Linked DNA regions of Homo sapiens: regions 1 and 2 are each linked to region 3. A link is an interaction called in ENCODE POLR2A ChIA-PET data of the cell type or tissue named here. Cell type or tissue: GM12878. All regions are shown on one strand. Links, peaks and the distances in the headings refer to the core of each region. The heading gives the core; the rest is flanking DNA.

The links. ChIA-PET counts read pairs that join two places held together with the same protein. Peaks named below come from ENCODE experiments on the same cell type or tissue, not always from the same donor. Only the 100,000 strongest peaks of a DNase experiment are listed, where the experiment ranks them.
Region 1: POLR2A ChIA-PET joins it to region 3 with 5 read pairs; 3 of 35 experiments call an interaction of 5 or more read pairs at or near these places.
Region 2: POLR2A ChIA-PET joins it to region 3 with 10 read pairs; 1 of 35 experiments calls an interaction of 5 or more read pairs at or near these places.

The regions. Positions count from the first base shown.
Region 1 is chr14:101,990,899-101,994,898 of GRCh38, reverse strand. DYNC1H1 (dynein cytoplasmic 1 heavy chain 1) reads right to left here. Exons shown (of 78, transcript NM_001376.5): 11 at 3,226-3,372; 12 at 575-715; 13 at 50-226. Among named protein-coding and RNA genes, the nearest start is that of DYNC1H1, 28 kb to the right of the region's middle. RefSeq lists enhancers at 1,776-1,915, 3,284-3,353. In GM12878, for the core only: a CTCF peak has its summit at 1,910 (motif pointing right); DNase peaks (open chromatin) are centred at 1,988 and 3,418; H3K4me3 peaks cover 1,189 bases; H3K27ac peaks cover 1,954 bases.
Region 2 is chr14:100,223,307-100,227,306 of GRCh38, reverse strand. The region is part of intron 1 of YY1-DT (YY1 divergent transcript); the gene reads left to right. Among named protein-coding and RNA genes, the nearest start is that of YY1-DT, 13 kb to the left of the region's middle. RefSeq lists a silencer at 3,801-4,000. In GM12878, for the core only: no CTCF peak of the experiment used is centred there; no DNase peak of the experiment used is centred there; H3K4me3 peaks cover 6 bases; H3K27ac peaks cover 426 bases.
Region 3 is chr14:101,873,386-101,879,389 of GRCh38, reverse strand. All of the region lies in intron 4 of PPP2R5C (protein phosphatase 2 regulatory subunit B'gamma), which reads right to left. Among named protein-coding and RNA genes, the nearest start is that of DYNC1H1, 88 kb to the left of the region's middle. RefSeq lists enhancers at 532-681, 2,900-2,969 and a silencer at 3,290-3,359. In GM12878, for the core only: no CTCF peak of the experiment used is centred there; a DNase peak (open chromatin) is centred at 2,639; H3K4me3 peaks cover 1,348 bases; H3K27ac peaks cover 3,261 bases.

The DNA of each region.
Region 1 (4,000 bases), core at 1-4,000, 120 kb before region 3:
TTGCTTTTACACTACCCGTGACACCTTTCAACCAGACAGCAGGGCTCACCTTGCCATAATCTATAACTACTGGTCCAAACTCTTTCTTGGTTTCTGCATTGTCAAAGGTTCCTCTGGCCTTCCTTATTTGGACCAGGAGAGCCTGCCATTTGTTGAGATCTTCTCCAAGTCTGTTATAGATGTTTTCAGCTTGCATATCCCATAAACACTGATACTGAAGCCAAACCTGCAAATGAAGAACACAGTTAAATAATAGTTTGAGTTTTCATTTTGTAGAATACTGGCACCTCTTATGTTCACATTCCATTAAGAAGGTTCATGTCTTTCACCACTATTAGAGAAATTCTCACTTCAGACTCTCAGAATTTTCATATCAAAAAAGATTCTTGAACGTCATGGTTAAAACTCAAAAAGATGTATCCTATCATTTACTCTCTGCTTTGAAACAGCAAATAGTATCTAGTGAACCATACATACAGTCAAGACCTTTTAGCTCCATGTTCTTTATATCTTGTACTCTTAAGTGTCTAGAATAGACCATATGCACATTTGAATGAAATTAGGAGTTTCTTACCTTGACATACTGTTCAACTTCAGATACAATGCCCATGACAGCAGAATACGACTCTTCCAGGGCAACAGGGCCATCAGGCATCCGTGTTAAAGCATTCCGATAGAATTTCTCTTCCTCAGTCAATTCGTAATGTACACCCACCTAGCCAACCAAAGCCGAAATGAATGCAAGCAGTGTATATGAAAATGGTAATCTAAGTGTCACCTTTTACTTAATTAAAATGAACTGAAAGAAAAGCTCATGACCAAAATGGCATTTAAGGGATAACATCCACTTACCCTGGCCACAAGTAACCAGAAAGCCTACTTATATTTAACTCATCAAACCAATACAAGAACATTAATGACAACAGAGAAATTTGGCAATGCAAAAACAGCTGAAAAGTGCACGAAGCCATTTGCTCATTTTAACTATCTGAGTGCCTGTTATGTGCCAGGCACTGTTCTAGGTACAACAAGCAGATAAAAATCCCTGCTCACAGGGACTTACACTCTATGGGAGGAGAGACGCGATTAGGGAATAAGCAAAACACACAGAATGTCAGGTGGTGAGAGAGAACTACGGAGCAAGAGTGAGAAGGAGAGGGAGTGTGGGCACAGCATGGGGAAGGCTGCATTTTCAGTAATGACGTCAGGAAAGGCCTTGCTGAGAAGGGGAGAATTGCGAGAAACCAGGAGGAGAGGGGTAAGTTGTGATTATTTGCCATCAAGGATTCTGAGTTGAGATCAACAAATGTGAAGGCGCAGGGGCAAGAGTCTACCGGCATGTTTGAGGACCAGCAAGACTCCAGTGTGATGGGGCAGAGCCAGTGAAGGGAGAAGCAGCAGGAGCTGAAGTCAGAGAAATAATAAGCAACACATTACACGGGCCCAGCAAGCCACTGGGGCTTTGACTTTCATGATGAGTGAGATAGGAAGTCATTCAAGGGCTCCGAAAAGAGTGTCAGGATTGACTTAGAATCTAAAACTTGCTTTGGCTGCTGTGTTGAAAACAGATTTTAGGGAGGCAAAGGCAGAGAGAACAGATAGGAGGGAATATTAATAATCCAAGTGAGAGGTGATGGTACCTTGTACGGAGTGGTGCCAGTGAAACAGCTCAGCATTCATTTTCAAGAGACACACAATGGGAATCAAGGACAATACCATGATTTTTGGCCTGAATGAGCTGAAGGATGAGAAGTGAAAGACTGAGGGAAGATCAAACTTGGGGAGGCAGGGCTCAAGAGGTGCTCAGTGTGACGCGACTCCGAGATAGCCAAGTGGAGATGCCATGCTAGTAGCTGCCCAGACAAGCCTGGAGTAGGGAGAAAGGTCAGCTGGAGATACGAACACAGAGCTGTCAGCCTGCAGGTGGCATTTAAAGTCAACAAGACTAGATGAGACCACAATGAGAGTGCACAGGAGTGGAGAGGGAACAGAACATTTAGAGGGAGTTTAAGGGGAAGGCAAAAGAGGAACCGAGAAAGGAGACCAGCCACTGAGGTGGGAGGAGAACCAGGAGGCACGGTGTTCTGAAGAGTCCAGAGCATCACGCAGGAGGGAGCCTCCATCAAGTCTTGCAGTTAAGAGGTGAGACAAGGACAGAGAAGCCCCCTAGTCAGCAGGGTGGGGCTATGGGCGATCACACAGAGCAGTGCTGGAGGAGGCTGGATGAGTGCCTGAGAAGGGAGCTTCCTTATGAAGATTGCAGGGGACATGGGGTCCCGTTTAGGTGCTGAAAGAAGACCCAGAAGAGAGGGCAGAACAGCTAAACGAGAGTGAGGGGATGGGCTCTAGGGAAAAAGGAGACTGCTGGCTTTAGTTTGTTAAATTTGGAGATAAGCAAGAGAACAATGCAAATAGAAACACGGCTGGTTAAAAACAGGAGTAACATGATGAGAATGATGCTAAGGATTGTACGTAGACTCCTTGAAGGGCAGAAGCCAATATCCATAGCTTGGTTCTGATTAGCTGGACAGTGCCCAGCATTAGGTGAAACATCACCACGATTTTAGCCATAGGCAATTAACTACCTCAAAAAAAATCCTTAAAGATCTGAGTTTATATTCAAAGTTAAGAAAACGGTTAATGTCTTATCACTAAATTCTGGAAGAGTCTGCAATAGCAGAAGTTGTGCCATCTTTTTTTATGAAGCCACTGGTTCTGTTCAGAAGTGACACTGGGGACTAAATGGTCTTTTGAGATTTCCTTTTGTTCTAAAAATATACTAAGAGTATATTATATCTGAGATTTGCTTCAAGATAATCTGGTGGGGGTGGAGAGGTAGGAAAGAAAATATAAATAACATTGTCCACATATTGATAAAGCTGTGTGGTGGGGGGCTCTTGATTCCCTCAACTTTTGTGTATGTTTTAAAATTCCCCTAATAAAAAGTGGGGGGTGGGGAGGAGAGGGAGAAGCAGGAATTGAGATTCCCAAAGATGCTCATGGACAGGAGTTCGAAGAAACTACTGAGACCAAGCTACAAATGCCAAGTAACTAGTTGGAAAAAAAGGTCAGGGCACAAAAAGCCTCCCTAACTTTCCCCTGGGATGTCTGGAGTTTGTAAACAACATCAAGAGCTTATCTAAAGAAGCACCATGAAGAAGTGGTATCACAGAGCCCATGAGAGTCCTGGTCAGAGGCGTGTGCCTCGAGTCACCAAAGGCTTACCTGGTACCTCTGACTCTGGATCCTGGGGAGAGACAGTACAACCATCTTCCAGGCAAACATTTCCTGATACAGCTTGTATCTGCACTCTTCAATTGGTGGATTCAAGTAGATTACCTGATTGGTTATTCTTAGCTCATGAACGACATTCTGTGAAAGAAAGGTTTCATTTCTACTCAGCAATCTATTTTTCAATAAAAAAAATTTTTTTAAGACAGAGTTTCACTCTTACTGCCCAGGCTGCAGTGTAATGGCACAACCTTGGCTCACTGTAACCTCCGCCTCCCGGGTTCAAGCAATTCTAAGCCTCCCAAGTAGCTGGGATTACGGGCATGCGCCAGCAAGCCCAGCTAATTATATATTTTTAGTAGAGACGGGTTTCAGCATGTTGGTCAGGTTGGTCTCAAACTCCTGACCTCAGGTGATCCACCCGCTTCAGCCTCCCAAAGTGCTGGGATTACAGGTGTGAGCCACCATGCCAAGTCCTTTGCTTTTTGTTTTTTTGAGATAGGGTCTCACTCTGTCACCCAGGCTGGAGTGCGATGGCGACATGGCTCACTTGACATTCTGGGCTCAGGCAATCCTCCCGCCTCAGCCCCTCAAGTAGCCGGGACCACAGGCGTGCACCATCATGCCCAGTTAATTTTTGTATTTTTTTTTTTTTTTTTTGAGACGGAGTCTCACTCTGTCGCCAGGCTGGAGTGCAGTGATGCCATCTCCGCTCACTGCAATCTCCACCTCCCGAGTTCAAGCGATTCTCCTGTCTCAGCCTCCCGAG
Region 2 (4,000 bases), core at 1-4,000, 1.7 Mb after region 3:
CTGCACATGTGAGCCACTGTACAGGGATGTTGGTAACTCGAAATGGACCTATTCCCAACTGATAGTGATGCACATCAGACTGTCAGTAGTTCCCTGCGGAAATGGGTGGGGCATTGTAAGGGGAGCTAACTCTTCTGTATGGCAAAAGAGTCTCCTCTTGGGAGTTTTATGGGCTACCTATGTGCAATCCACCAGATATAAAACCATAGATTTTATAAATGGTTTTAACATGAAGAGGGACTGTGATAAAATGAGCACAAATGTAATGTAGTTTGCCTCTGCAAACTAGGATTTGGGTGATTGGGTTTATTTTGTATTTTTATTTTTTGGGGATAGGGTCTCACTCTGTTACCCAGGCTGACTTGAACACAGCTCTCTGTAGCCTTGACTTCCCAGGCTCACGGGATCCTCCTGCCTCAAGCAATCCAGCCTCCTGAGTAGCTGGAAGCACAGGTACACACCACCGTGCCCAGCTAATTTTTTTTTTTTTTGAGATTGGGTTATCACTCTGTCAGCCAAGCTGGAGTGCAGTCGCGTTTTCATAGCTCACTGCGACATTGACCTTTCTTGCTCAAGCGATCCTCCCACCTCAGCCCCCTGAGTTGCTGGAACCACAGGCACACACCACCATGCCCAGCTAATTTTTGTATTTTTTCTAGAGACAGGGTCTCGCTATGTTGCCAGGGCTGGTCTTGGACTCCTGGGCTCAAGAGATCCTCACGCCTCACCCTCCCAAATTCCTGGGATTCAAGGCATGAGCCACCGTGCCCAGCTAATTTTTAAATTTCTTTTGTAGAAACGGGGTCTCCCTATATTGCCCAGGCTGGTGGGCTCAAGCAGTCCTCCTGCCTCAGCCTCCCAAAGTGCTAAGATTACAGATGTGAGACACTGCATCTATTGGTTTTATTTTTTACTTTGTATGTGTGTAGTAATCAAACATGCATTTAAAAATTTTTGTTACAAAATGCACATAACAAAATTTACCATCTTAACCATTGTATGTATTTTTTTTTTTAATTTTGTTTTTTGAGGCGAAGTCTTGCTCTGTCGCCCAGGCTGGAGTGCAGTGGCACAATCTTGGCTCACTGCAACTTCCGCCTCCTGGGGTTCAAGCGATTCTCCTGTCTCAGCTTCCCAAGTAGCTGGAACAGGCACACACCACCACACCCAGCTAATTTTTGTATTTTTAGTAGAGATGGGGTTTCACTACGTTGGCCAGGCTGGTCTCGAACTCCTGGTGTCAGGCGATCCGCCCACCTCGGCCTCCCAAAGTGCTGGGATTACAGGCACGAGCCATCGTGCCCAGCCTATTTTTTTTTAGACAGATTCTCACTCTGTCACCCAAGCTGCAGTGCAGCGGCGCAATCTCGGCTCACCGCAACCTCCGCCTCCTGGGTTCAAGCGATTCTTGTGCCTCAGCCTCCTGAGTAGCTGGGATTACAGGCGTACACCATCACGCCCAACTAATGTTTGTTATTTTTAGTAGAGATGGGGTTTCACCATGTTGGCCAGGCTGGTCTCGAACTCCTGACCTCAAGTGATCTGCCCACCTCAGCCTCCCAAAGTGCTGGGAGATTACAGGCGTAAGCCACCAGGCCTGGCCATCTTAACCATTTTTAAAATGTACAGTTCAATACAATATGAATTGAGTACATTCATATTGTTGTGCAGCCATCATCACCATCCATCTCCAGAACTCTTCATCTTGCAAAACTGAAACTGTATACCCATTAAACAATAACTCCCCATTCCCTCCTTCTCCCAGCCCTGGTAACCACCATTCTGATTCTTATCTCTATGATTTTGACTACCCTGGGTACCTCATTTATATTGGTCGGCTCATACAGTATTTGTCTTTTTGCGACTCTCTTATTAGAACTTAGCATAATGTCCTAAAGGTCATCCATGTTGTAGCATGTGTCAGAATTTCCTTCCTTTTTCAGGCTGAGTAATATTTCATTGTATGTATCTACCACATTTTGCTTATTCATCTGTCATTGGACACTTGGGTTGCTTATATGTTTTAGCTATTGTGAATAATGCTGTTATGAACGTGGGTCTATACATACACAGTTTTTATGTTTTATATTAAGAAAAAAAAATTTAAGCTGTGAAAGCCAGCTGTGCACGGTGGTTCATGCCTGTAATCACAGCACTTTGGGAGGCTGAGGCAAGATAATTATTTAAGTCCAGGAGTTCAAGACCAGCCTGGGCAACATAGTGAGACCCCGTGTCTACAAAAAAATACAAAAATCAGACAGACATGATAGCATGTGCCTATGGTCCCAGCTACTTGGGAGGCTGAGGTAGGGATCCCTTGAGCCCAAGAGGTCAAGGCTGCAGTGAGCTGTGATTGCGCTGCTGCACTCCAGTCTAGGGGGCAGAGTGAGACCCTGTCTCTCAAAAAAAAAAAAAATTAACTAAAAAAAGAAAAGCTGTTGAAGCCAAATCATCTATTTTGAGTTTATGCTTTTCCCCTGATTTCTCATTTTGGAGCCGGTCTTTCGGCTGCTTTAGCCAACTGTAACATTTCCCCACCAGAAGGAAAAATTAAAGTGGAAAGCTGGTCTCCCTGTTTAAAACATAATAGTGTAGTGACATGGTTAACTGTGTTTTGTGGTTAACTGAATTCAAGAGCTCTACCTGCTTCCTACTTCCTTTCCTCCCTCCCTCCCTCATAGCTAAAAAGTTTAACTTCTCACCGCCTGTATAATTCTCTAAAAAATTTTGACCTTCTTTGTCTCTTTGTCTCTGAAACTGTTCCCTGGAGAGTCACTGTGTGCCCATAGTCTGGGTGTTCCTTCATTGTACTGACTATGTTGTAACGGAATCATCAGTCTGTTTCCACAGTGAACTATATAGGAGACCAAAAAAGCAACTAATTCAGTTCACTAAATATCAAGTGCTCCCATGTGGCAGCCACCACTGGGCACCCAGAGCTCAGTAATGATGAGCCAACTGGGTACCAAGACACTCTTCATGGAACATCTCTTTTTTAAGGTGGGAAGAGGTGGTATTTAGATTTACTGATTTGGTGGGCATCATAGAATTTGAGTGAAAAGAGACCCTGGAGCTGATTTAGTCCAGTTACTTGATCTGTAAGCACGGTCCTGAGATCGGCTGTTGAACTGCTAGAGTTTTTCTGCTTTCATCCTGGTTGCTCAGTGCGCTGTAACGAACGCTGATTTTCTTAAGTTGGCTCTCTGGCCCTGATCTTCCTCTACTCAAAAGCCACCACCCTTCTGCATATATCTTCCTGGCAGTTACACCATGTTATCTGCCATGTCCCAGCTGTCTCCTTGCTTTGCCTTCTACCTGGAATGTATTCCTCCCCACACTCTGCCTCTGGACACTTAATCCTTCAACTTCCGCCTGAGATGCCACTTTCCCAGCATTCCAGCCCGACATAAGCCCTCCCTCTTGAGCGACCATATTCCCCTGATCAGCATGGTATGTGTGTTACACATGGCTTTGGGCTTTGAACTGTACTTGTATGTCTCTGTTGAAACCTGCCACTCCTCCTATCAGTCCAGCTAGCTGTGTTGATATGTTACGTGAGCACAAAGAAAGGAATGGGAGATACACACTCATTAGTTAATAATGGTTACCTTAGGCAAGGCAGGGGAGAGAATAAAGAATTAAAGATGAAACTCATCCACTGACCTCCCAGCAAGTGTGTGCAATAAGAGCTCACTATTCAAAGCTATGAGACATGGCCACATGTGGGTCACTGGGAAGCAGATTGAGAAGTGCATCTAGGCTGTTCCAGCTGGTACAGGTCACGTCAGCAACTCAGCTGAGGATTTAGAGACTGCTTTCAGAAGCATGGGATAGCCTTTACAGTGAATCAAACAGAGCTCCTACTTAGGGGACAAAGAGCAAAATCACTCCTCGCACCTCCTCGCATCTGTGTCTTTGACTGCAGCTGCCTATTCACTAGTTCTCATCCTGCCTGTGACCCAGCTCTCCCATCTTGTCTCTCGCAGTCTCTTCCTGTCCT
Region 3 (6,004 bases), core at 1,046-5,045:
GCCAAGGGAGAGAGGGGTCAGCTCACCCAGAGACGAGGCTGTAGGTCTTGGGGGAGAGGAAACAGCCGTCCCTCTGGAAGAGGCCTGCTGCCCAAGAGTCACAGACATGCCACAGAGGAAGAGACCACCATTCTGGCCGAGGCCACAGGGAGCAACTGAGCAGAACAGGCAGCTGCCCTTCCCCTCTGCTCTGGGTTCTGCTCAAAGCCCCGGGGGAGGGCGGGCAAGAGGGGCTCGGAGCCACCCTTGCTTCCCCTCCTCTCCCACAGCATGTCCCTCCCTGGCCAGGCTGCCTGGGGTGCGGCTTAGATGCCATTTGCAGAGGGTCTGAGATGAAAGCTTTAACCTAGATTGGATTTCTGTGACCAGGGATGACTAAGAAGTTAACCAACTTGCCTAAGATGTTATTTAGGCACAGGAAAGTGTGATTTCACCCATCGTGGTTAAAGGCGATAACTGAAAAAAAGTAAAATGTCCCCGACTGTGCCAGCTGGCCGTATGTGTCAACCCGGCTAGGCCACAGTGCCCAGCTGTCCAAACACTGCTGTGGGTGTTCCTGTGAAGGCATTTTATAGATGTGGTTAACACCTATAATCAATGGACTTCAAGTAGCGATCACTCTTGAGAATGTGGGGGCTTCAACCAGTCAGCTGAGAGGCCTGTGAGACCCAAACTGCAGCTTCTCTGAGGAGAGTCCACCTGCGGCCTGCAGTGTCCACCACGGCCAAGTCTCGTGCCCGCTGCCTGTCCACGGAGTCCAGACCTGCCCGCTGGACTCACCCACTGCAGAAGGCAAGTCCTTGAGATCTCAATCTCTGTCTCTCCTGCTGTTTCTCTGCACAGCCCTGACTGAGGCACCCAGTCAGCTGAGATTCCTAAGTAAACTGGTGGTTTCTACTAGCAGGAAAGCTAGTGATTAGGGTTTCCAGTTGAAGCTCTCCCGCACAGTGACAGTCAGCCCAGCAGCTAGGCCCCGTCTCAAACACCTGCACACTCACTGAATCCTTGATGCTGAGCTGAGGGCCTGCAAGGTGACTCAGATGGCTTGCTCTGAACACAATGTCCTCTTTTCAGTGTCTGTCATGGACTCAATGCTTGTGGCCTCCCTTCCTCACATTCATGTTAAAGACCTAAACCCTGGTGTGGCTGGATTTGGAGATGGGTCCTCAGAGAAAATAATGAAGGGTGAATGAAGTCATAAGTGGGGCCTTGGCCCTCCAGGATTAGTGTCTTTGTAAGGAGGGATGGTAGAAGGCTCACACTCGCCTTCTCTGCACTTGCTCGGAGCAAAGGCCATGGGAGGGCACAGTGGCCGTCTGCAAGCCAGAAAAGGCCCTCAGCAGGGAACAAACCCTGCTACACCCTTGAGTTTAGACTTTCCAGCCTCTAGAATGGAGAGAAGACACATTTCTGTGGTTTAAGCCACCAGCCTGTGGTATTTTCTTACGGCAGCCTGAGCAGACTGATACAGCGTCCTTGACTGATGACCGACCTAGGTCCGGGAAGGTTCATTCCAGGCCAATTCTGATTGATTGAAAGTCATTTCTCATGTGTAAGGAAAAAAACTTGCACTCCTAACTTCTACACACCTTTCTTACCACATTACATTGCATTAATTTAGTGCATATCTCTAGAAAAGGTTAAGTAAAAAGTAATACTGGGGCGGGGGGAAGGAACAGAGGGCCAACGGTCTATCACCTCAAATTCTTCTTGGGTTTCTGACCTAGCAACATTTCTTAACACAAAAGCTGCAGGGGCGAATCAGGGGCAGGAGCCCCAGGTACAGAAACCTGGGGTGCTGATGTCTGTGTGCAAATGTCACTGCCATGCTACCTGGATGCATGGATCCGGTCTGAGGAAACAGAGAAGACATCAACGTTATGCAGTGAACACCAAAGAAGCTCTGAGGTCTAAGGAGTCCCGGGTCTTCTGGGCAGCACACAGGGTCACTGTGATCTCTCAAATGAGACCTACGGATCCAGCGCACACCCAGAGGCACAGACGCAGAATCACGCTGCCCAACAAAGGCAGCACAGCCTCATGGAAACAGTCTCTCTACACCCTCTTCCCACCTAGAAGAAGGACCTCAGACCAAACAGCCTGCCTGAGCCTCAATTTTCTCCTCCATTGGAAAGGGTAAAGGCCAGGCGCGGTGACTCATGCCTGTAATCCCAGCACTTTGGGAGGCCGAGGCGGGTGGATCACTTGAGGTCAAGAGTTCAAGAGCAGCCTAGCCAACATGGTGAAACCCCATCTCCACTAAAAATACAAAACTTAGCTGGGTGTGGTGGTGGGTGCCTGTAATCCCAGCTACTCGGGAGGCTGAGGCAGGAGAATCACTTGAATCTGGGAGGTGGAAGTTGCAGTGAACCGAGATTGCACCACTGCACTCCAGCCTGGGCAATAGAGTGAGACTCCATCTCAAAAAAAAAAAAAAAAAAAAAAAAAAGCGTAAATCCTTTTTTTATTTTTTGCATTGGGCTGTGGTGAGAATCACAGAAAACACATGCAACAGCACTTACTAAATGGGAAAACATTATGCACGAACAGTTAGCATTACACAGCACTTCCCAAACGTTTCTGACTGTTTGACCTCCACATGAAAATAATGGCACGCACGTGAGTGCATACGTATGTCTGCATGTGATTCACACGGCCCCATCTGTGCCAGGACCGTCTCTGGTTAATATCAGGAAGCACCTGCTTCTGCTGCCTCCCTGACACTTCCACTTTCAGTACTTACATCAGTCCTGCAGATGTTCTCCAAATTGCTAAATTTATTAAATTAGATGTAAACTAGAATGGCCCAAGAAGCAACTTTACGGAAAATTCTTACAATTCAGCAATATCATGCAGCCTTTCTGTATGTGTTATCATTCATTACCAATGAGTGAATATTTATGCCGTAACATAACTGCAGCAGTGTAACATATAAAAATTTTAAGACATGAAGGGATACATTAAAAAAAAAAACCGCTGACAGTCTAACTTTAGAGGCAACAGGAAAGAAAGGTTTGATTATTTACAGTTCTCTGTTCAAAACCACAAGGGTTATTCTGTTATTTATTCTCTGTTTTATTCATGTCAACAGGATTTATAACAGATGAATCCATCAAAGGCCAAATTACAGTTACTGCAGAACACTTCCTCCTGTGATGGAACTGTTAGGTTCTACGAGTCATATTGCTAAGAGATACATTTCTGGGAAGGGCAGAAAGTGTTAAGCCCCTTCGCAATATATATATATTTAAGTACAAAATTGTCATTTGTTTGCAAATGATATAGCTGGAAAACAGAAGCAACAGACAGACCATCACAACTAGACTACCACATGCAAATATCAAAAATATGAAACCAACAGCAACCACCTTTCCACTAACAATTAAGCAAATACAAAAAAGAAACAGAGACGAAGACTCCAGCTACCCAGACACAAAAACTACAAAGTGCCTGGGAATTACTGACCTAGTTACAAGGCCTTGATGGAGAAAGCAGAAAACTCTAATAAAAGGCACTGAAGAATGCCCGAAAAAACGGAGGAACCTTTGATGTGGAATGAGATCATATTACAAAGATGGAACTTCGCAGAGCAATGTATAAAGCAGACACAATCTTAAACTGAATTTTTGATGAACTCAATGAACTTAACCTAAAATTTAGGTAGAATAGTAAAAATCGTAGTAGCAGTCTTAAAGGGAGATACTACCCCTTTCCCCATTTGTAAAGTGAGTTTGAATCTGCTTTCATGGCACCAGAACTCAGCTATCATCTAGAGAACATAAATGCACAGCAATCCCAGCACCTACCACTGTGCCTGGCACCTAGGAGGTCCTCAAACACTTGCTGAGAGTAAATGGATCCTGGGAAAAGCACGCATCAGTCACCTTATTAACTGCAACACCAATTAATTACCTGGAAACTGTGAAAAATGTCTCATTAAACCTTTACGTCTCAGCTGCAAAATAATTACAGTCCTAATTGGGCCCCTAATTTTAAGCTCTTCTATGATGCTGTACATTTTCTTTGGAATATTTATCTCAAGTATGACTGGGTGGCCGGGAAGTCCTTGGTTTAATATCTTCCTGCTGGCCCTGGCACACAATGAGTGCTCGGCAGTGAAGAGAGGTAAGGGAGAGCAGAGCCTTCTTCCCACAAATCTACCTCGCGCTTCCTCCACAGCAAGAGCTGCTTTCAAAGAATCGATTTCACCTCCAAATAGATGCCATGATGTGACAGTCAAGAAAAGAACCACAACATTGAAAATTCTTACTTTGAATAACTTGCTATTTTTACAATCTATTCAAATATGTTCCTAAATAGCAGTTAAAGATATGGAAATAAAAACTTACGGGCTAGGCGCGGTGGCTCACCCCTGTAATCCCAGCACTTTGGGAGGCTGAGGCGGGCAGGTCACCTGAGGTTAGGAGCTCAAGACCAGCCTGGCCAACATGGCAAAACCCTGTCTCTACTAAAAATACAAAAATTAGCCAAGTATGGTGGCACAGGCCTGTAATCCCAGCTACTCTGGAGGCTGGGGCAGGAGAATCGCTTGAACTTGGGAGGTGGAGGTTGCAGTGAGCTGAGATCGTGCCACTGCACTCCAGCCTGGGCGACAGAGCAAGACTCTGTCTCAAATTAAAAAAAAAACAAACAACTTACAAACCTTTGTAGAATACTTAATAAAGGAAATTTAGTCTAAACTTTTCAAACAATGAATATTTTAATTTTCTACAGTTTCATAACAAGATCATCTTCAGATAAGCATGAAAATAAATCATTTACAGTTATGTGCATGAGTTTATATTTTTTGAGTTTAGAATATTTATACATAAGAAATAATTCATAATACTTATAATTCAATTCAACTAGTGTCATTTAAAGATAACACTGGATTTGGAAGTGCTCTTAAGTTATTTACTCTGGGCCAAAGATTAGTTTCGTATAGATTCTGAATGATGTATTCCCAATGTTTTTATTACGAAAAATTTCAATGCAATAAAGTTGAAAGAATTTTATAGCGAACAGCTATCATCTAGATTTTACCATTAGCATTCTAATATATTTGCTTTATCATGTATTCTGATTTCTTTTTGCAGTAAGGTATGAGAAAGTTTAGTAATGCTTTAGCATAGCAGAACAACATACTCTCTATCCAACGTGATATAAATCAACTGAGAAGGGAAGTTTCAGAGCTAAACTCCTTATCACTTCCCAGTCATGTATGCACAGCCATTTCCCCTAACCCCAAATGACGTATGAAATTATGGCATTATAAATTATGCAAACAGTCTTTCATTTTTATAATAATTGCTAGATCCCCTGGGTGGACGGAGTTAAGTGTTTATTGAGTATCTATTATAAATGAAGCAGACTTATGCTTCCAGATGAGATGGAGTAACAAGGATGAGGTTTATGCTACTGCCTGAAACAACCAAATATTTGGGCAAAAATATATAAAATTACGGTTTTCAAGACACTGGATTTCAGACAACGAAGGATAAGGACAGTGATCCCTGAGATGGGAACAAGTGAGGCACGTCCCACACCGCCCCAGGCTCCTGCCTTGATAGATTTTTAGGTTGTAGTATAGGCAGAAAGAACCCAGGTGGGACCCAGGATTCAAACTGGATTAGAATTTGCAAGGCAGAGTTCCACAGGGGAGACAGCTGCACACAGAGAAGAACTACAGTGATTTATTTGTAGAGGTCACTCAACTATTCAGCAGAGTACAGATCAGCATATTTGTGTGAGAAAACTACCAGAGGTTGGGAAAAGAACCACCTGAAAGGATTAGTGAGAACCCAGTACTTGTTCGGGGCTGGGAACAGTGTCTGTTCCCACCAACCAGATGGGAAAAATTCATAATCCATAGGGCACTGGCTTCCTAATCAGAAAGGTCTCAGTGGTGGAGAATAATTAGCTCTGGTTTTAATATAACTGTTCCTGCCTAAAACATCTGAAAAAGCAAGAACTGAAAGGATCAAACTATTTCCAAGTAACTTAA